2 separate regions of the Homo sapiens genome follow, and region 1 is linked to region 2. A link is a loop called in an ENCODE intact Hi-C map of the cell type or tissue named here. Cell type or tissue: heart left ventricle. All regions are shown on one strand. Links, peaks and the distances in the headings refer to the core of each region. The heading gives the core; the rest is flanking DNA.

What was found. Peaks named below come from ENCODE experiments on the same cell type or tissue, not always from the same donor. Only the 100,000 strongest peaks of a DNase experiment are listed, where the experiment ranks them.
Region 1: it touches region 2 in a loop (3-fold over the local background); 1 of 110 quality-filtered maps calls a loop at or near these places.

The regions. Positions count from the first base shown.
Region 1 is chr15:91,404,538-91,409,918 of GRCh38, forward strand. LOC107984778 (a long non-coding RNA gene) reads right to left here. Exons shown (of 5, transcript XR_007064763.1): 4 at 4,298-4,465. Among named protein-coding and RNA genes, the nearest start is that of CRAT37, 56 kb to the right of the region's middle. In heart left ventricle, for the core only: no CTCF peak of the experiment used is centred there; no DNase peak of the experiment used is centred there; H3K4me3 peaks cover 913 bases; H3K27ac peaks cover 2,765 bases.
Region 2 is chr15:91,625,469-91,630,849 of GRCh38, forward strand. No RefSeq gene overlaps it. Among named protein-coding and RNA genes, the nearest start is that of CRAT37, 160 kb to the left of the region's middle. RefSeq lists an enhancer at 1,852-2,352. In heart left ventricle, for the core only: no CTCF peak of the experiment used is centred there; DNase peaks (open chromatin) are centred at 2,133 and 2,403; H3K27ac peaks cover 1,916 bases.

The sequences.
Region 1 (5,381 bases), core at 323-5,322, 220 kb before region 2:
TCTGACTCCTGGGATCAAGCGATTCTCCCACCTCAACCTCCTGAGTAGCTGGGACTACAGGTGTGCGCCACCACGCCTGGCTAATTTTTCTATTTTTATTAGAGATGGGGTTTCCCCATGTTGGCCAGGCTGGTCTCAAACGACTGCCCTCAGGTGATCCGCCTGCCTTGGCCTCCCAAAGTGCTGGGACTACAGGCACGAGCCATCGTGGCCTGGCCCTGTAATTCCATTTTTTAATGAGCAAAATATGTACATCAAAAAGAATCAAGATACACAAAAGTTTTTCTCTCATCCTTGTTCTCTACTCATTCATTAACCTGTCTCAATGCCATCAGTGTTTTCAACTTATTGGGTATTCTTCCAGAGAGAGCTTATATATTCATAGGAATTGTGCAGTCCTCTCTTAAAACCACTGGTTCCATATTTGCACATTTCACAAGCAAGTGACTATGCCAATGTCTTTACCAAGGGAAGAAAAAGTGTTGGATCTTCATTCAACTATTATGTGCCAGCTGCCTCTATACATCCTATCCCATTTAACCTTCATAATGCCTTGCTGAAGTTGATACCTGCATGTTCAGCATGGTAATCTGAGGTTCAGAATATGTCTCAGTCCATTTATATTGCTGTAAAAAAATATCTTAGACCGAGTAACTTATAAAGAGTAGAAACCTATTTTTCACAGTTCAGGAGGCTAGAAGTCCAAGATCAAGGCACTAGCAGATTTGGTGTCTGGTGAAGGCTGGCTCTCTGCTTCACAGATTTTACCTCTTGCTGTGTCCTCACATGGTGTAAGGATGGAAGGCGCAAACTCACTCCCTCAAGCCCTTTTATAAGGACACTAATCCCATGTATGAGGGTGGAACCCTTACAGTGCAATCACTTTCCAAAGGCCCTATATCTTAATACCACCACCTTGAGGTTTAAGTTCTACCGTGAGTTTTGGAGGGACACAAACATTCAAACCATAGCAGGGTAGTTAGATGACACATATTAGGCCAAAGAGCTAATCAAGATTTGAAAGTGGAATTTAAATCTGTGTGCTTTGGTTTGCCTGCCTCTGAAATATCTTTTTTTTTTTTTTTTTTTTAAAGAAAATGATGTTTATTTGGAAATAGAGCATTGCAATGGAAATACACACGCCATAGTAAACTATGTGTGTATTCGGAGAGATAAAAGAAGACACAGGTGTTTTTGTTTGTTTGTTTGTTTTTTGAGATGGAGTCTGTCTTTGCACTGTCACCCGGGCTGGTGTGCAATGGTGCAGTCTCGGCTCAATGCTACCTCCACCTCCCAGGTTCAAGTGATTCTCCTGCCTCAGCCTCCCAAGTAGCCAGGATTACAGGCACCCACCACCACACCTGGCTATTTTTTTTTTTTTAATTTTTAGTAGAGATGGGGTTTCACTATGTTGGCCAGGATGGTCTTGAATTCCTGACCTCATTATCGGCCCACCTTGGCCTCCCAAAGTGCTGGGATTACAAGAAGACACAGGTTTTTTAAAGGAAAAAATGAGGACGATTACGTAGTTGTTTTAAAAGAAATAGCCTTGGCTACATAGATCAGTGGCAAGGGTTATGGCAATCTGAAGTTGGACAGGCGGTTGCTGGGCAGATAAAGCATCTATTTGTTGAGATCCTCTATTCGTGTGTATCTGAGCCCTTGAAGCATCAGGTTTCTGCTGGACGATTGGCTCTCTCTGCCACAGTGGACTACACAGGTCTTCCTCCTCTGCTACTCTGTCTTCTAGCTGATTCTTTAACAAAGTATGCTCAAGGTTGTGAAAGCTTGGCCTCTTTCCTTGTGGCACTTAGAGCCATGATTTGAAGTGAGTTGATGGTCAATAAATGTCCATTAATTAAATTACTTGGCACTCCCTCTGACCTCAGCCTAGAGCCCTTGCTATTGCTTCCTCTGCTCCTAAAACTCCTGCAGCTTTGCTCAATTGTTTTTCTTTTAGGATTTCTCCTTTTACCATACTTATCTCTCTAGAGACTTGTTTCTCGATGTGTGGACCTTGGACCAACAGCATCAACATCACCTAGGAGCTTATTAGAAATCCCAGCACTTTGAGAGGCCAAGGTGGGTGGATCATGAGGTCAGGAGATCGAGACCATCCTGGCTAACACAGTGAAACCCCGTCTCTACTAAAAATACAAAAAATTAGCCGGGCATTGTGGCGGGCGCCTGTAGTCCCACCTACTCAGGAGGCTGAGGCAGGAGAATGGCATGAACCCGGGAGGTGGAGCTTGCAGTGAGCCGAGATCGCTCCACTGCACTCCAGCCTGGGTGACAGAACGAGACTCCTTCTCAAAAAAAAAAAAAAAAAAAAGAAATACAGATTCTCAGACCCCACCCTAGACCTACCAGATGAGAATCTATTTTCACAACATCATCTGGTGGTTACTATGCATATTAATGTTTGAGAAACACTATTCTAGATATGCCTACAGGTGAAGTCGAGTCAGCTGCCTGAGGTCACATTTGAAATGGTTTTATAAGTACTTACAAAATACACAGAATTTCTCCTATGCTCCTGAAAAGCCTAGAAAACTTACTATATGTTCATTAAGAAAAAATTTGCTGACCTCTGCTGTAGAATCTATGCCTTACTGTACTTGAATTTGGGATGGATATTTAATCTTGCTTTTACCCATGTACCATGGGCACGGAGTTGAGTGCTGATTCTGCCATGCTTCTTCTTCTGTGCACTTACCGTGTTTTGTACATTCACATTCATGACTTCACACTATGATTTACATTTTGTTTGTATGTTTGCAGGTATGGTTCTCTACTAGGCAGAAAGCTTCTTGAAGACAGATGAGGCCAGGCTCCCTAGAAGCAGAGCCTGGAATGAGGATTCTTGTTGAGTGAGTCATTGAAGGAGTGCTCTCAGGGAGAACCTGGAAGGGAAGGAGGAAAGCGGGACAGGCTAGAGGAAGAAGCTAAGCAAAGATGTTGTGGCTGCACTGGAGTCTAACTTCACTGTGATTTCTTGGGGTGCTCTGAAATGTAAATAACACTGTAGACTTGCCCCACCTTAAGGCAAGGGGCTGAGCTTTTTGTGCCACATATGTCATTGGCCTGGGCTGGCTGTGGAGGAAGGCATGACCTCACAGGCTTTTCTGGATGAGGCTGCTTCCCTTCGCTGAAGCCACCTGTGAGCCTTTGGCAGCCACTATTCAAGCAGCTGGGGTGGGGAAGAGTCAGTTCCGTTGTGGCTTTTTATTTTAATCTCTGTATCCTTGGTTTCTGGCACTCAGTAAGCATGCAGTAAATCTTTGCTACGTGAGTGAGTCTCTTCCTAATATAATACTTAGTCACCTGTTAATTAAAATAGACAGTACCCATTATCTTTGTTTATGTTCATGCAATTAATAAAGCAAATATTCTTCTGACTAGTTAGTTTAACAAGACTAAATGAGATCATCCAGATGAAGGTACCTAGCAAACTACCTGACATATAATAGGCAACAATAAATGTTAATTTCCCCTTAAGCTTAAATAGGCTATATATATTTTGTTAGGAAGAGTGTTTCCTGTTTATGGCTTGTAACACATTTTAATGAATCAAGAGAGATTTCTGCTATTACCTGTATAATCTCTACTTGAGGTAGAGATCTCTGCTTGAGGTAGAGACCTCAGCTGTGAAGAGGTATAATGATGGTATAATCTGAGCTGTTGTACAAACAGTGATATTAGAAAGTGAAGGAAGTATCAGAGAAAATATGATTAGCTGTTAAAATCATCTACACAAAAATAATGATTGCTGCCAGGTATTTAGTGCTTATTACAGGATAGGCACTGTCCTAGGAGCTTTATGTACTTTATTACCAGGCCCCCAAACTACCCTATAAAGTGGATGCTATAAGAGGTTGGTACACAATAGGTAGACAAAGTATGTAATTAAGATAATAGCAAAACAAGGGCACCAATATGTATATTTTTTTGATATTTAAAAATTAGCATTAAAATAGTAGTTCTGTTAAAAATCAGAATTTTATGGATTTTTTACATTTATTATTATTTTTTAAAACTTGAATTACATAGGGGATTACTACCACCTTTCTAGTGCAGAGGATTTCTGTAAGTCTTAATTTCATTTCCTCTTATCCCTGTGTATTAATTAACCCAGTTTCAGAACTGAGGAAACTGCAACTCAGAAAGGTCAGATAGCCACTGGCTCCATGAAGAGTCAGGAAGCTGGTGACAAAGAAATCGGAGGGCTGGAGGGTAAAAGCAGGCGAAGGTGATACTCAGAGGAGAAGGACACTGGAGAAGTCAGTCCTGAACCCACCAATGAGGTACCGCTGCAGCTATGTCTGGAATTGGCTCAGGCTGCCAATTCCAGAAATCCGGAATGAGCCAGATGAAACCGCTTTAGCAATCTCCAGCAACTACCCTTCTGTCAGAGTCAGAAGCAGAAATCTCTTTTTCCAGTCTTCTTATCTCTTGCCAGTGCCTCCTGTTGATAGAATCGACCGGGAAGTAAGCAGGCGGGAGAGTCTCAGAAATGGAGTTTGCACATACCCAGCCTCGTAGAGGAGAATAGAGAAGCTGGGTATGGGTTAGAGAGATGATATGTAAATAACCAGAACACCTATACAGCTGGAATGTGGTTTGGCCAGGCTATTTCTTTGTAGAACTAATATATTTTATGACAAAACTGTACTATTGAGCTAATCTATGTACTTTACTTGAAAATTCATGTTTGAGTTAATTTACTTTACTTGAAAATTCATGTTTCTTAGGATTGAAAACTGGTTCATTTGTCCTCTGATTTTGGCTTTTTATTCAGCTTTGAATATGATCTTTCAAAACAGAGAAGAAATTTTCTCATATAGGTGACTTTATTAATATTGGCATTGGTGCTCATGGGTTGAAATCTCAGCATTTTGGAACCCTGCTGGGATGTTCTGCTGCTACTCATTATGACATTTTCTCATCCCCCAGAGATAGCCTGTTTGAAACTGAAATAGCAATTTGTATTCCTACTTGCAATATCCCAGTTATTTGGTAGCAATTCTTAAAGTGTGTCTAGAGCCAACTGGCACTGAATTTTTCCATTACTGATACCCTTTTACTCATGATAATTTATGGAACACCACTAAATTAGGTAGTGGGAATACTAGAATAGATAAGATAAAATTCCTGTTAATGGGAAGCTCATACCATAATATTTTACCCACGCTGAGATAGTTTTAGTTCCCTAGCAAACACTTTTCTCATAGAGAAAAATGTAAACTTAGGTTACACAGTTTCTTTTCTTTTTAAAGATACCTATTCTCCATTTTAATCTAAGGAATTCAATACAGAGGAGGGACATTAAAGATGGTAAATTTTGTATCCTAGTATATTCCTGCGATGCTCACTAGTTTAGC
Region 2 (5,381 bases), core at 128-5,127:
TTGAAGAAACTAGGATGTGGGAAAGGAAGATGATTCCCTTATGTGACCCAGCAAGGAAATGGCAAAGCAGACAGGTGTCCTGATGGCCCTTCCTGTCCTGCCGGTATAAAATGCGAGTCACTTGTAAAAATGTACCCACATTTCAAACACAGGACTAGATGCACAAGAATGTTGGCCTTGGTGACCTGGAGTCTCCCTGCTGATGGACAGCTTGGCCACAGCTGAATGCCTGAAGGTAAATGAATGATTCATGCCTTTCAGCATCTTACGCTCTGACCCACACCTTTTACTTCTATTAAACTTCAAGGCATAAAAAAGGCTCAAGAATAAAGCACTTTCAAGCCTCTGCTCAAGCGCTGTCCTTCACGGCAATTGTGTTTCTGAAATCAGAATAGCACTCCTCAATTGCTGGGCCTTCCGCTGAACTTTAAAGACAAAGACAATGAAAAGTGGATTGCTAATTGCTCTTGTCTTCATTGCTGCTCAACTAGAAATTAAAAGCCTTAACACTGTGGAGCCAAAGATTATAGATTGTGTACAAAGTGGCACACTTGGAGTTTTCTTCTTTTCAAGAGCAGTTAATTTTCTCCTAGGAACTCTCACGGCTCACTGTTCTCTCCAGCATGGAGTAACTGAAAGCAATTGCACATTTTAAGCTTTGTAAGTGGTATTTATTTGTAATTTTGCTTAAGAGATGAATCAGTTAAGACTTATACAAAACATCAATATGTCTAAACACAGGGTGTCCAGGGCAATTGCTGTGAATTGGACTAGTGGTTTAGTTCCAAATTTGCTAGTTTATTTACTTATTTCAGTTCTGAATAAATAGGGTAAGCTAAGTTCATAACGCTGCTGAGACATTTTTCCCCAGGATGATGGATAAGAAAGCAGATAGAGATACACTATCAATGTCTTAATCAGACATTAAACAGATGAAATATGTTAACCCTCTGGCTTCCTAACCAAAAATACTGGGATTTTTTTCCCCCAACCAATTGAAATGATGGGACAACTAATTCTGTCACTTGGGAAGGACATATTAAGAAAAAGGCTCACAATGGAGATAGATGGATGAACAGCAGTAAAGCTGAGGCTGCCACACTTGAGTCTGAAGTCAGTGGTGTAGAAGTTAAATAACTTCAGTTTGATCCTCATAGTTACCTTCGAGGTTGGAATAATATGCCCACTTTTCAGGTGAGAAAATTAAGGCACAGAAAGGCTGCCTCCATGACTCCCTCAGCTAAGGGGATGAAGAGAGGAGGGGGCCAGGGAAATCTCCAAAGAGCAGTGAGGCTTTTCACTGTTACCATGACTTGGTAAAACATCTGTCACCCTTCACAGAAAATCAGTTGTTTGAAGGCAGGTGTTGTCCATGATTCCTGTTTAAACATTTGGGGCCAGCCAGGTGCCGGAAGCACAGCAGGTTTGGGTCCACAGTCAGGGATGGCACTGGAGCTGCCTGCCTTTCCCCACCCCTGCCCTTGTCTCGGGCCTGTATCTGGCAGGAAGTGTTGACGGCTCTGCAGGTCCATGTGTCCAGTACGTTATACTCCGAGGCCCTGGGGGGTGCTGCTCTCCTCCATGTTGCACTCATTCAGTTAGTCCAGTTGGCCAGAGCAGGCCCCGTGGCCTTAACACTCCTCACCAGCCCTCTCCCTCTCCCTCCTCCTGGGCACACAGGCTAACGCACGCTTCCGTGTGCTGTACATTGAGGCCTATAGCAAGATGATCATCAAATCCCAAATACTTGATTTGGGCTTAGAAAGAGAGAAGGGCCCTTTCACATTGCCCTTGCCCACCTGGTCTTCCCTAGATTCCCAGAGAACTCATCAGCGGTGTTTGGGCCACAATCCCAGCTAACAATCATAACTAAAGGGTACTTTGGTTCTCCGTTTACTACTGTCCCTCGTGTGTTTCAACCCCTCAGAAGCAGAGTTTTGTCCATGAGGCAATCTGGTAACATCATAGCTCTACTGCAAACCACTGCCACTGGCTTCTACGCGATGATTTGTTAAAGAAAACAGAAGTGGCATCTCTGGCATTCATGTGCACAGCTTTAAAAAGCTCCAGTGGCCACACTGCCAAAGCTGAAGGCTCCAGGTGGGGCAGGCCTTTCGCAAGAGCTGATTGTGCTGTTTGCTGGGTGAGAGAAAACAGAGTGGGGTGTCACAGGCCCCGGGCCTGGCAGTGGGGCTCTGCAGGGAAGAACCAGTGAAGAGAAGGGTTGCAGAGATTGGCTATCTTCCCAATCTCTCATTCCTACAGCACCACAGTGATTTTAATTAAATACCCACCCTGACTCAGCAGCAGCTGACAAGGCTATTCGCAGAGCCAGGAGCCTGATAAATAGAGTGTTACTGGAGGTAGTCAAACTTCAAGGCCGCTGCTGGAGCCCGCCAGCCCTACTCTTCTTGCCTGCCAGCACGCAGTGCCAATGACAGCCCCGTCTTCCTCTCCTTCAGTGGGACTCCCCAGGGGCTGCTTGGAGGCAGGCAAGCTGCGCCTTCTCAAAACCTTGTGGAAGAGACATTTTCTAGACTCCATTGGTCTTGGCTGCAAGACCAAGTTTCCTTTAGTGAACCCTTAATGGGAAAGCTGCTTAATTACCCTGTAAAGGTTGCTTCTGGTTTTTGCATAGCTGTGGCTGGAAGCTGAATTCTGAGAGCTCTCTGCAGCCTCTGGAGGAAGACAGAAGAGAACAACTCTCAAAGAGAGGAATCCTGGGTTCACACACCGCAGTGCAGAGCCGTGGAAAGCCTTAGGCTTTGTGCCAGACCCACGTGGGTTCTGACAGGGACTTTTCTGTCCCTTACCAGGGTTCCTAGGCTACTTACTCAACTTCTCCACCCTCAGTCTTCTAATACGCAAAATAGGATTAATAATAATATCTGTTTTATAGGATGTTAGGAGTACTCACTGAGACATAAATGGCACAATCTAACCCTTCAATAAGTGGTGACTATCATTTCAATGCATATTATCCAGGTAGATGATGAATAAAACCAGAGCCTATGGCAGAGCTGCCAAGACAAAGCAGATATTTATAAGCACTTGCAATATTTCAGACATCGAGCTACATGGTTTGCACATCATTCTAGGCAACAGGGGAAAATAGTTTTTCTGTTCCCTCTCTCCAAGGAGAGGATTCAAGGTCTCAGTGAGGCTGCCTCAGGCTCTTCTGCTTCAACATGTAATGCAACTGTCTCGTAGTGTTTGCCGGATTCAACTATTATTCAACACATTTCTACCCCTTTCCTTCTCTACCTTTAGATGAGGAAATTATCTCCTTGCCCCTTAATGTTGAGCTTGGCCCTGTTGTTTTTTTGCCAATAGCATGTGAGCAGAAGTGACAGTGTCTGAGTCCTGAGTTTAGGCCTGAAGGCGCATGGTGAGTTTCTGATCACCATTCTGGAAGTTTCCGACATCTGCCGGAGTCACTGCCTCTCTAACCTGGGCCCCTAAATGGGACACATGGGGAAGATTCGCAGCCTGAAATAGATCTGCTATAACCAGCCTGCAAACCTGTGAGCAAAAATAAATGCCTAGTGCTATATGCCAAATGATTTTTGTAGCTATTTGTTATGCAGCAATAGCTGACTAATTCAGTCTCCTGGGGAACTGAGCAGAAAACAAGACAAAGATATGTCTATTCTGGGGTCTCTAATATATCTGGGGATTCTGCTGTTCCCCTGAACCCAAAATTCTACCAAGAAGAAAAATAACCACTATCTTTTTAGGAATAACTGACTCCCTTCTCTTTTTGCCCACATTAGGCTTAACAAAAGAGAAAATGGTTTAGCAACTATTCTTCTCCAGCTTTCCCATCTTACACCTGAACTTCTACATTTTATGATCTTTGACTCAACTTGGACAATTTCCCAATGAGGCAAAGGTGGCCATTACTAGCAGCCACAGAGAGAAGGGATTAGTACTTCAAACTATTACATAGCTGTGGAAAGGTTCAATGAATTGGGAAGGATAGAATAAGCGCTAAATAAATCCATGATTTCTTTTATTTATTTATTTATGAATGCAACAAATACTTATTGAGAACCTACTCTCAGGGTTACTGATAAAATACAGGATACCAAATTAAGTTTGAATTTCAGATGAACAGCAAATTTTTTAGTATAAATATGTCCCAAAATATTGCATGGGATATACCTTTACTAAAAATTATTTATTGTTTGTCTGAAATTCAAATATAACTGGGTGTCCTGTATTTTTTTTTTTTTTTTTTTTTTTGAGATGGAGTCTCGCCCTTTCGCCCAGGCTGGACTGCAGTGGTGCTATCTTGGCTCACTGCAAGCTCCGCCTCCTGGGTTCACGCCATTCTCCTGCCTCAGCCTCCCAAGTAGCTGGGACTACAGGTACCCGCCACCACTCCCGGCTAATTTTTTTTGTATTTTTAGTAGAGACGGGGTTTCACCATGTTAGCCAAGATGGTCTCGATCTCCTGACCTCGTGATCCGCCCACCTCGGCCTCCCAAAGTGCTGGAGGGTGTCCTGTATTTTTATTTGTGAAGTGTAACATCTCTACTACTACAATCCAGGTACTGTATTAGATACCGAAGACAGAGTAGTTAAGAATGGTGGGAAAGGTCTCAGCCCTCAAAATGCTTGAAATATCTTAGATAAGATATGCAATGCATACAAGATTTATGTATGTATAGGCAATATATAAAACATGAACGTAGACATGGATACAAATTACATTAAATCCTTTAATATGGGAAGCTGGGTGCTATGGGCTGCATAGGAGGAGAAGGTATTAGCACATGGACTGCCCCGCCTCAGCCCACACCTGTGTCTTCACAGATTGCTCCATATTCCGAGTGACGAAGGAGGAAAAAAATTCAAACCTGTTTTTTGGATGGCTCTACATGACGTTTTGGCAATTGCCAAAATTAGCTGATGCAATGTTAGCGCTTACTCAGGGTGGCCTTGAAAGAAAATATATGTATTAGTCTGTTTTCATACTCCTATAAAGACCTGCTCAACACTGGGTGATTTCTAAAGGAAAGAGGTTTAATTGACTCACAGTTCAGCATGGCTGGGGAGGCCTCGGGAAACTTAAAATCATGGCTGAGGGTGAAGACGAAGCAAGTACCTCCTTCACAAGGTGGTAGGAAGGAGAACAGCCAGCAAGGGAAATGCCAGATGCTTATAAAACCATCGGATCTCTTAAAAACTCACTATCATGAGAACAGCATGGGGGACACCACCCCCATGATATAATTACCTTCACCTGGTCTCTCCCTTGACACCTGGGGATTGTGAGGATTATAGGGATTACAACTCAAGATGAGATTTGGGTGGAAACACAAAGCCTAACCGTATCAACATAGAAGGCAAATTGGCTCAGCAAATAAATATAGCCA